2 separate regions of the Homo sapiens genome follow, and region 1 is linked to region 2. The links are chromatin loops, found by intact Hi-C in ENCODE. Cell type or tissue: heart right ventricle. All regions are shown on one strand. Each heading gives the region's core, and the rest is flanking DNA. Links, peaks and the distances in the headings are about the cores only.

What was found. Peaks named below come from ENCODE experiments on the same cell type or tissue, not always from the same donor. Only the 100,000 strongest peaks of a DNase experiment are listed, where the experiment ranks them.
Region 1: it touches region 2 in a loop (3-fold over the local background); 96 of 110 quality-filtered maps call a loop at or near these places.

The regions. Positions count from the first base shown.
Region 1 is chr2:10,033,332-10,038,703 of GRCh38, forward strand. It overlaps LOC112268412 (a long non-coding RNA gene), which reads left to right. Exons shown (of 2, transcript XR_002959369.2): 2 at 5,047-5,273. Among named protein-coding and RNA genes, the nearest start is that of KLF11-DT, 7.4 kb to the right of the region's middle. RefSeq lists an enhancer at 161-661. In heart right ventricle, for the core only: a CTCF peak has its summit at 2,861 (motif pointing right); DNase peaks (open chromatin) are centred at 3,040 and 3,339; H3K27ac peaks cover 2,898 bases.
Region 2 is chr2:9,981,865-9,987,236 of GRCh38, forward strand. GRHL1 (grainyhead like transcription factor 1) reads left to right here. Exons shown (of 16, transcript NM_198182.3): 9 at 4,260-4,418. Among named protein-coding and RNA genes, the nearest start is that of GRHL1, 33 kb to the left of the region's middle. In heart right ventricle, for the core only: a CTCF peak has its summit at 2,525; no DNase peak of the experiment used is centred there; H3K4me3 peaks cover 515 bases; H3K27ac peaks cover 3,233 bases.

The DNA of each region.
Region 1 (5,372 bases), core at 70-5,069, 51 kb after region 2:
TGGGGTAGCCCCTGGGGAGGCTGCACAGAGGAGCTGTTTCCCGCTGCCCCTTCCCAATGCCAGAGCCCATCAGGGCCGACACTGCTGCTGCCTGTGGGCAGGACAAGGTGAGGGGCACTTCCTGAGGAAGAGGGGCTTAGAGGCCCTCTCCCCGAACCCTGGGCCAGCCTCTGGGGCTGCCATCTCACAGACCCTTGATGTGGGGGCATGGGCTTCAGCGTGACTCCCTGGCAGGTGCCACGTGCTCAATGAGCTGATCTAGGTGCTGAAAGGGAGATAGCAAGGCGGGCCTGAGCCCTAGCTTGAGGACTTCTGGGGCATGGCTTGGGGCAGATAACACAGGCAACTTTGGCAAAAGTAAAGAGAGACTTCCTGGACATGGGGGCTGTTGCTCTGTACTAGAATGGGCTGCCAGGTGATGTGTTCCAGTCGGGTGGCACTGATTCTCAAGGAGAATCGCTTGAACCCAGGAGGTGGAGGCTGCAGTGAGCTGAGATTGCACCATTGCACTCTAGTCTGGGTGACAGAGTGAGACTGTCTCAAAAAACAAACAGGCCAGACTCGGCGGCTCATGCCTGTAATCCCAGCACTTTGGGAGGCTGAGGTGGGCGGATCACCTGAGGTTGGAAGTTCAAGACCAGCCTGACCAACAGGGTGAAACCCCGTCTCTACTAAAAATACAAAATTAGCTGGGCATGGTGGCACATGCCTGTAATCCCAGCTACTCGGGAGGCTGAGGCAGGAGAATCGCTTGAACCCGGGAGGCGGAGATTGTGGTGAGCCAAGATTGCGCCATTGCACTCCAGCCTGGGCAACAAAAGCAAAACTCCATCTCAAAAACAAACAAACAAAAATTGCAAAAATAGTACACAGTACCACGTACCCTCCACGCAGTTCCCCCTAATGTTAACGTCTCGCGTACGTAACCGTGGTGCATTTGTCAAAACTATGAGATTAACATTGATTCAATACTATCACCAACTGCAGACTTTCGGTGGATTTCACCAGTTTTCCACTAATGCACTTTTACTATTTCCGGATCCAGTCCAGGGCGACCGGGGTGCATTTAGCCATCGTGCCTCCTCCGATGTGAGATGGTTTCTCAGTTCTTTCTCGGTTTTCATGACCTTGGCCCTTTTGAAAAGCAGTGACGAGGCATTTTGTGGGTGTTCCTCCATTTGGGTTTGTCAGATGTTTTTTTCATGATTAAACTGGAGTTCTGCATTTTTGGAAAGAATAACATGGCGATGAAGGGCCCTTCCCATCATGTCATATCAGGAGTAGGTAATTTCAACACAATTTATCACTGGTGATATTAACCTTGTTTCTTGATTGAAATGATGACTGCAAGGTTTCTCCACGGCAAAGCTGCTATCTCCCTTTCCATACTTTATTTGTTAGAAATGTGTCACTAAGTCCAGCCCACACTCAAGGGGAGGAAAATTAAGCTCCATTTCGTGGAGGGGAGTTCTCTCCATATATTATTTGCAATTCTTCTGTACAGAACTGTACCTTTGCTTCCATTTGCTTATTTACAATGCATTTTCGTTATCTCCTGTCCCCTCCCTCTAAGCTGAGTGGCTAGGTGAGCCCCTCCCCTGGGGCATGTGCTAAGGGAGAGCTCCATCCCTGTGCTTTCTCCTTGCATTTCGTGAACTATACCATAATCATTACTTTCCTTGTGAGCTTCCTTACCAAGGGACAGTTTTTAAAAAGTCATTTATTTAGTAGTCATCGGCAGGCACCTTTGTCAAGTATTTTTCTGAGCATGATCTCATTTTACTCCCATGATGTCCTGTGGTTATAGTTTCCATCCCCATTTTACAGATGAGAAAACAGGCTCAGAGAGGTTAAGCTACTGGCCCAAGGTCACACAGGAACTGTGTCACACCCCTCTCTCCCCAGTGCCCAGCCCAGTGGCTGGCAGCATATCCGGCTCCAACAGGAACTTGCTTACTGAAGAGCAGCCCACACGTGAATGGGCATAAAAAAGCAAAACAGCAAACTCCCAGGTGGTTGTCCATCACTGCCTCTGGGAGTTGAGCCTATAGTCAGGGAGTTCAGTGAGTTCAGTCCAGGGTCTTGCCCCCTCCTGCCATGGCCCAACACCATCAAACAGTAAGAGGGGTCCTTCTTGTAGTAGAGCGACAGCTCCCACTTTTTCTTTTTCTTTTTTTCTTTTTTATTTTTTTTAAGATGGAGTCTCACTCTGTTGTCCAGGCTGGAGTGCAGTGGCGTGATCTCGGCTCACTGCAGCCTCCACCTCCTGGGTTCAAGCGATTCTCCCACCTCAGCCTTCCAAGTAGCTAGGATTACAAGTGCACACTACCACACCTGGCTAATTTTACCCACTTTTTCAAGTTCCCACACAGCAGTGGTAAACTGGGGAGAGGACAGCTAGGGTTAGTGAAAGGAATGACGATTCCGTCCAAACTGTGAGTGCCAGATGATTGCAGACAGGCAGACTGTGCTTCTCTCAGCTCCCCATGCCATGCAGAGTGACCCAGAGTGACCCAACGAGACCCAGCATGGATCTATGAGTGACACTGAGCCAGGAAGGTGTCCAGGGAGGGGCTGCAGACCAACCTGGGCACGAGGCCTCTTTCTAAGCCCACCCTGGTTAAGTGCTTTGCCAGTTTCTAGGTGAGGATCAGCCTCAGCCTGCACTGGGCCTACTCAGTAAAGGTTTCCACGGTCTTTGGATTTGGAGCCCCCAATTTAGGGCAGAGACAAGTATAAACTGACCAAGCAATAGAAGAGATGCCCACATGAGGACTCCTGGGAGGGGCACTGACTGCAGCCTGGGTGGCGGCTCCTGGGCAGAGGGGGAGCTGCTGTGGCTACGGAACAGGCCAGCAGGAGGAGCCAGTGGTGATGAGTGCCCTGGTGCCAGGAAAGCCCCTGGCAGAGGGCCTGGCCTGTCTGGGGGAGGCTGGTGACTCCTGGTTCCAATGTGCTCAGCTCTGAGCCAGAGGCCAGCCTGCCTCAGACGGGGCATTTCCTTCAAGTGGTTAAAATTCGTTTTTGTGCTGAGTCAGGAAGCTAGCCGGCTTGGGCCTCCCCACCTCCAACGCTGAGTGGCACACAGTACCAGTCATCAGCCTAAGCAGAGACCTGGGTAAGTGCCCCCTGGCTCTGCCCAGGGGACAGGAATGACAGCAGCATCCCAACAGATTCCTGCTCAGGCCCCGCAGGGATCCACACCAAGTCACCCTGTGAGATGTTTCTCCACTGGTCACTCTGTCAGTGCCTTGAGCTCCTGGCCTGGCTGGCCCTGCTGCCCTGTCTGCGCTGGTGCCAGCACTATGCTGGGTCACTGGGGAAGTCGGGCTGGCAACATACCCAGATGCAAGCAGTTGGCTGAGCAGATGGGCTGGGTAGCCACGAGGACCCTTGGAAGCCTGCCCTCCCAGGCCAGTCGGCGGTTTGTTCTGTTGCCCAGAGACATGCTGGCCTCCTGAGGCTTTCTTCTGGGGCTGCTCCTGGGGCACTCTGTCCAAGAGGTGGCAGGGTGGCACTGCAGTGTGGTTCGGGGTGGGACTCAGCGTGAGTCTGGAGGCAGGGCATCCAGTCATTCCTCTGCCCACACTTTGAGTAACTAGGACAGGCTGCTTCTGTTCTCTGTGTCTCCATTTCCCTTTCTGTAAGATGCAGAGATTGGACTAAATCAGTGGTTCTCACTGCCGCGATTCCTGGACCAGTGGTGTCAACAACATCTGGGAACTTATTAGACATGCATATTTGGCCAGGAGCAGTGGCTCACGCCTGTAATCTCAGCACTTAGGGAAGCCGAGGCCAGCAGATCACCTGAGGTCAGGAGTTCGAGACCAGCCTGGCCAACACGGCGAACTCCTGTCTCTACTAAAAATACAAAAATTAGCCGGGCATGGTGGTGGGCATTTGTAATCTCAGCTACTCGGGAGGCTGAGGCGAGAAAATTGCTTGAGTCCAGGCAGTGGAGGTTGCAGTGAACTGAGATGATGCCATTGCATTCCAGCTTGGGTAACAGAGCAAGACTCCGTCTCAAAAAAAAAAAAAAAAAGACATGCAGATTCACAGACCCCAGGAAGACCTGCTCAGTCAGCAGCCAGTGGGTAGGCCCGGCAATCCGTGTTTTAACGCGCCTTCTGGGCTCATGCTGGAGAACCACTGGCCTGGACAAAGGCCTAAGCGTCTTCCTAGGCTTATTTCAATTCACTGGGCACCCACCGCATAGGAGGGGCTTGTGCCAAGAGCTGGAGAATGCAAAGGCGGACGAGGTATGAAGCTGGTACCAAAAGGGCACCTCTGTTTCCTGGGTGGCTACCTCCTAGCTGTCCTTAACACCCAGCTCAAATGATGTCTTCTTTGGGCACTGTCCCAGACCAGCCCTCCCACCAGTTCCTCAGACACGAGTAATCGGGTCCCACCTCTTCCCCCGACGCCTGTGCCAGCACGGCTCTTGGTATATAGGATGTACCATTGTTTGTGAGTCAGTTTCCTGCTGAACAGTAGGGATGGGAAGGGCCGAGGGTGGCTCCTGTTCCTCCACGGTCCCACAGCCCTGAGCACCAAGGGGTCCCATTCCCCAACATAGACTGTACTAGCCCAGCCTCTGCAAGGCCCCTGCCAAGTGCCCATGTCCTCAAAGAAGCTTTCAGGGCCCACTACACCCATAGCCCCATTCTGGGGCTTTCCTTTGGCAAAAGTTGCAGATTGGGCCATGTGGCCCCCCTACTCTGAGCCTAAAAGCCTAAGCCAACCTGGTTCTCCCTCTTGGGAGGTTTGAAGACGTATCACACAGTGAGGTTGTAGCGCAGCCTGGAGACACAGAAAGAAGGCCGAGTGCAGCCACTGAGGCAGCCAGAACCACGTGGCAGGAGGTGTGTCCAGTGTGGGGAGGGGTATGGCAGCCACAGCAGGAACAAACTGCACTGGCCTCCTCACCCTCCCTGGAGTGATGGGACTGAGCACCCCCTTTTGTGCCTGGTGGGAGCTGCCCACAGCCCCCGACTCTGGGCCAGCTTACAAGGACTCAGCACGTGCTCTTAGCAGCCTCTTTTCCAGGGGCAGGCAGCTGGGACAAAGCAGCACTGGACCCGAGCTGGAGGGATGGATCCCGGGCCCTCCACTCACTGGCCGACAATGACGGGCAAGTGGCTTCACCTCTCGTCCCTCAGTGACTTCATCTATAAATGGGGCTGAAATCAGGGAATCAAAAGGCATGAAGAGCTAGCCCCTAGCATGACACTTGGCCTACTTTTGGTATTTAATAAACGTCTTCTGACCTGGTCCTCCTTCGTACCTCAACCACATCAGACACAGCGTCATGATGATTTTTCCCCTGAGCAAAGTGGCTTTGTGTGAAGTTGCTAGGCCTGAGTTTCCCCATC
Region 2 (5,372 bases), core at 305-5,304:
ACATCATGCTTTGTCCTGTGGTTCAGAGTTACAACTTCAGCCTTCAGCTGAACACACAAGTTCATCCACAAATGCAAATCCCTATGAAATCAAACATAACATGAGTAATAAAAATAAGCGGGAGAGTTTAATGTGTGTGTACTTGTTTATTTTTGTGGTTAATATCTTAAGAACTCTTGAGTATTTGAGGATTTGCATGACCTTATTGAATAGCAGGGTTGAACAAAATGGCTTTAACCTAGATCTTTCTTTTGATTACATGAATATTCTTATTTGATAGGGCTATGCCTCTGTAAAAATTTTGTTTAATGTTAAAAACTTGCTGGCATACATATAAATACATATAAAAATATCTTAACTCTTTAAGGAAAGGAAACCATGTATTGGAACTTGCTTTAATAATCTCAGAGTTTTGGAGCCAAGGTAGACCTTTTGTGGATCACAGTGTATAAGCAGCTAGAAGACTAATCACGTTACCGCAGTGGTTTCTATCTTGGCCAATCACTCGAATTACTCGAATTTGGTAGGAAGCACCAAAAAAAACAGTCCCAGCATCTCAAACCCATTCCAGGACAATGAAATCAGAATCTCTGGGGTGTAGCCAGGACATCTGACATCCGTATGTTTTAAAGTCCTGCCAGGCGATTCTAATTCAGTCAGAGTTGTGAGGCACTGTTGTACAGACAGGATTCTGAAACTTTAGTGTGCATAGAATTAGCTGGAGAGCTTGTTAACCTCCCGCTTCACTCTCCCTGAGTTTTCGGATTCAGTGAGTCTGGGGTGGGCACCAGGATCTTCATTTCCAACAAGTTCCCTCGTGCTGATGCTCCTGGCATCACACTTTGAGAGCCATTGCCGTATGAGATTCTTAAGTTTTACATAAGTAGTTATTGTGATGACTTTAACTGGCAACTTACTTGGTATTTTTAAACTAATATGACTTATAAAAAGTTGATAGGTAAATGTATTACACAAAATTATTGTCACCAGTAAAAACAGTATGGATATAGGATTCATCCTTTGTCAATATAAGTATATAATCATAGACGTCCAGAGGTAGTCATCTAGAGATCCACGAACTCACCCTGCCCTTTGACAGGTAAGGACCCTTGCACTGGGTCGCAGTGCTTAGTTAGGGGCCAGCTCAAATGCTTTGATGTTCAGACCTAAGCGGCTGTGCATGTGGCTCCCCTTGTAGACTTTGGTTGAGGGTTAAACCCGGCACGTATGTCCCCTCCACACCAGCATATCCCCTTGATCATCTGTGTTCTTACCTGGGATCCTTTCCTAAGAGCAGGGGCATCGTGAGCACCGGCCCCATCTTCTCTTTGGCATCTTCGGCCCACTGTTCTTGTCTCTCATGTTCCTGGCCTGCAGTGCTTACGTTTCACAGCTTTGTCACCTTCTCCTGGGATGTTTGTGTATTTATCTAGGCAAGGTAGCATTTTTTTTTTAATGCTGAATTAGGACCATTGTCAACTTTCTTTAATACATTTAGAAAACTGCCAAGTTTGGGAAGAATTGATTTTTTAGAATAAGAGAGAAATGTATATCAGTAAGAGACTGCAAATCATCATGAATGCACACCAGCATGGGCAAAGCTGTGCCAAAGCTCCATGTTTGCCCCGATCCTGGGATTTGGCCCCTGCTCATTTCTTTTTTGAATAGAAACTTGAAACTGGGAAGCAAGGGGAGGTTAGGTTTCGGGTTGGATTACTGTGAAATCTTCTTGTAAAGGGAATATCACTTCCTGGAATCGTGAGGATGAAGTCGAACTTTCCCAGGCAGCTGTTTTTGAACTAGGAATTGAGCCACGTGGCCTAGAATGACAGAAAAAATTCGGATTTTCCATTGGTTGTAAATTGAAAAATATATGGTGGTTTGGTTACTTTGCTTAGTTGTTTGCATGGACTTTTTTTTTTTTTAAACCTGAATGCATTCCACAGACTCTCCTTACCTCTGATTTGTGGATTTAGAGATTGTACTTGAAGTGTTTAAAAAAAAAAATGTGGCCGGGAGTGGTGACTCACACCTGTAATCTGAGCACTTTGGGAGGCCGAGGTGGGCGGATCATGAGGTCAGGAGTTCGAGACCAGCCTGGCCAATATAGTGAAACCCTGTCTCTACTAAAAATACAAAATTAGCCAGGTGTGGTGGTGCAAGCCTGTAATCCTGGCTACCCAGGAGGCTGGGGCAGGAGAATCGCTTGAACCCGGGAGGCGGAGGTTGCAGGGTTGCTGTGAGCCGAGATTGCGCCATTGCACTCCAGCCTGGGCAACAAGAGCAAAACTTCATCTCAAAAAAAAAAAGTTACTATAGCTGCCCCCCAACCCCATTATAACTTAAATTTTTCCCCATCTGCCCTAGTTCAGCCAGTGACACCCAGTGCTGCTTGTGGTGGACCCATTCTTGGCTGTTGACCCAGGGGCTAGAAGGAATCTTCCCCTGTCAGCTCACGGGGTTGAAGGGTCTGAAATGGGCCAGTCTTAGTTTTAAAAACTGTAATTCCAATAATGTCCACTATGTGGTGCACATGCATCCGCAGTAAATTCTAAAACTAGTTGAAAGGGAGCTCAAAAACATTTTTAAAATCCACAGTGATAAAAATAGTGGGGAAATGGCACATGTTTATTTGCTGTACACTGGGTTCCTCTTAAGTAGCAGCTTCCAATGTCATATTCATAATGTGACTCAGCTTATTTTAACTTTTGAGAAAATGTGCGGGAGATAACTGATTTGGAGCCCAGGAGAGAAGGGTGTGACATCTCCTGCCTTCCATTTCGAAGGTGGGGGATCCCCCTGGATGGGTTCTCGCCGGCTTAGTGCATTGCTCAGGCACATGCTAGCAGCTGGAGTGAGTGTAGCCGGTGCTAACCTACTGCACTTGGAAGTCATCTTTAAATATTGTTCTTGTGGGCTGAGTGTGGTAGCTCCTGCCTGTAATCCCAGCACTTTGGGAGGCCAAGATGGTAGGATTGCTTGAGCTCAGGAGTTGGAGACCAGCCTGGGCAACATAGTGGAACCCTGTCTCTAAAAAAAAAAAAAATACAAAAATTACCTGGGCGTGGTGGCGCACACCTGTGATCCCAGCTAGTTGGAAGGCTGAGGTGGGAGCATGGCTTGAATCCAGAAGGCAAAGGTTGCAGTGAGCTGAGATCACACCACCACACTCCAGCCTGGGTGACAGAGCCAGACTGTCTCAAAAAAAAAAAAAAAAATTGCTCCTGTGGGAAGTGGTGGCTTGGGCACTGATAGGAAAGCAGACTTTTGAAACTGTGGGTTGAGAAGCTCAAAGTCTGGTTTAGACAGTTTCTCTGAAGTAATTTCATGATTGAATAGTAGAACTGTTGCTTAAGGAATTGGATTCTTCGTTTCTCTCATGGAAATAGACCCACCAGCATAACATCTTCCCGGGTTATTCTAGGGAGTTTTGACCACATCTGTGTGGAACTTCTTGAATGAGGAACACATTCCTGGGTGTTTAGTGATCGTTAAGTTCTCAGCCTATTAACAAACGTTACCACTTTTGTCTTAGGTTTAATCTGGGCATGTAAAGAATCCAGTTATGTTTAAATAAAAGACCCTTGCACTGATATTTCCATACCTAGAAAGGAGTATGGAAATAATTGTAAATTACAAATCATCCCTTGAACACTGGGCCCAATGTGATTTGATAACCAAAAGGTTAATAAGAACAAACTGGAAAGAAATGAGGACTGTTTAGTCTGCATGGGCAAAGATTGAGAGAGAACTTTATTGGAATCTTATAAAAATTGTGGATTAGAGGAACACTGATGTCATAAGTTCTAAAATATGAGGACACAGAGTACTACAGGTTATCCTAAGAGGTGGTGTCAACGCAAATATAGGTGGATTCCTAGGAAGTTTTTACTAAGTTACAGAACAGCTGCAGAGGGAGCTATGCTATTGGTAACTTTGGAAAATGACATCAGGAAAGCTAACCAGCCTCTTCCCCTGTCCTAGCTGATATTAAATAGGGATTCTGGAAGGGAACATAAGCAGAGGTTCAGAGCTGCCGACTCTTCCTCCTCTTTAAGGTCTGCTATTTCTATGACCAAAAGCAGTTTTAAAATAAACCCCTGATCACCTCTTTTTAAAAACCCTTTTTTAAAAAATGAGAAGCTGAGCTTCTCATTTAAAATAGACTTGAGTAATTTCAGTGATGTTAATATTTTCATGAGCTGTGCTAGGTTTGACTTGGTGCCTGTTGCTTATGGAACCTTCTCTTCCCTTGGCAGGTTTTCATCTCTGTGAACTGCTTAAGCACAGATTTCTCTTCCCAGAAGGGAGTGAAGGGGTTGCCTCTTAACATTCAAGTTGATACCTATAGTTACAACAACCGCAGCAACAAGCCTGTGCACCGGGCCTACTGCCAGATCAAGGTCTTCTGTGACAAGGTAAGATCGGCAGGGATGCTTGGAACAAGTGTTTGAGACACACTCATGGAAAAAGACCAGGGTCTCTTTAATATTTAATGTCAAAATGAGAATATAGCTGCTAATATAGAATAACTTTTAAAATTATTTTTATTTATTTATTTATTTATTGTTGAGACAGAGTCTCCCTCTGTCTCCCAGGCTGGAGTGAAGTGGTGCAATCTCGGCTCACTGCAATTCTGCCTTCTGGGTTCAAGCAATTCTTGTGCCCCAGCCTTCCCAGTAGCTGGGATTACAGGTGCACACCACCACGGCCGGCTAGTTTTTTGTATTTTTAGTAGAGACAGGGTTTCGCCATGTTCCCCAGGCTGGTCTCCAACTCCTGAGCTCAGGTAATCTGCCCACCTCAGCCTCCCACAGTGCTAGGATTACAGGTGTGAGCCACCGCGCCCAGCCTTTATCAGAGATGAGGTCTCACTCTGTCATCCAGGCTGGAATTTAGTGGTGCAATCACTGCTCACTGTAGCCTCAACCTCCTGGGCTCAAGCGATCCCCCAAACTCAGTCTCCTGAGTAGTTGGGACTACAGGCACATCCCATCACACCCAGCTAATTTTTAATTTTCTTGTGGAGATGGGGGTCCTGCCATGTTTCCCATGCTGGTCTTGAACTCCGGTCCTCAAGTGATCCTCCCATCTTGGCTTCCCAAAATGTAAAACAGCTTTTTTTTTTTTTTGAGACAGAGTCTGGTGCTGTCGCCCATGCTGGAGTGCAGTGGCGCAGTCTCGGCTCACTGCAGCCTCTGCTTCCCGGGTTCAAATGATTCTTGTGCCTCAGCCTCTCCAGTAGCTGGGATTACAGATGCACACCCACCACACCTGGCTAATTTTTGTATAGAAACAGGGTTTCGCCAGGTTGGCCAGGCTGGTCTTGAATTCCTGGCCTCATGTGATGCGCCCACTTTGGCTTCCCAAAG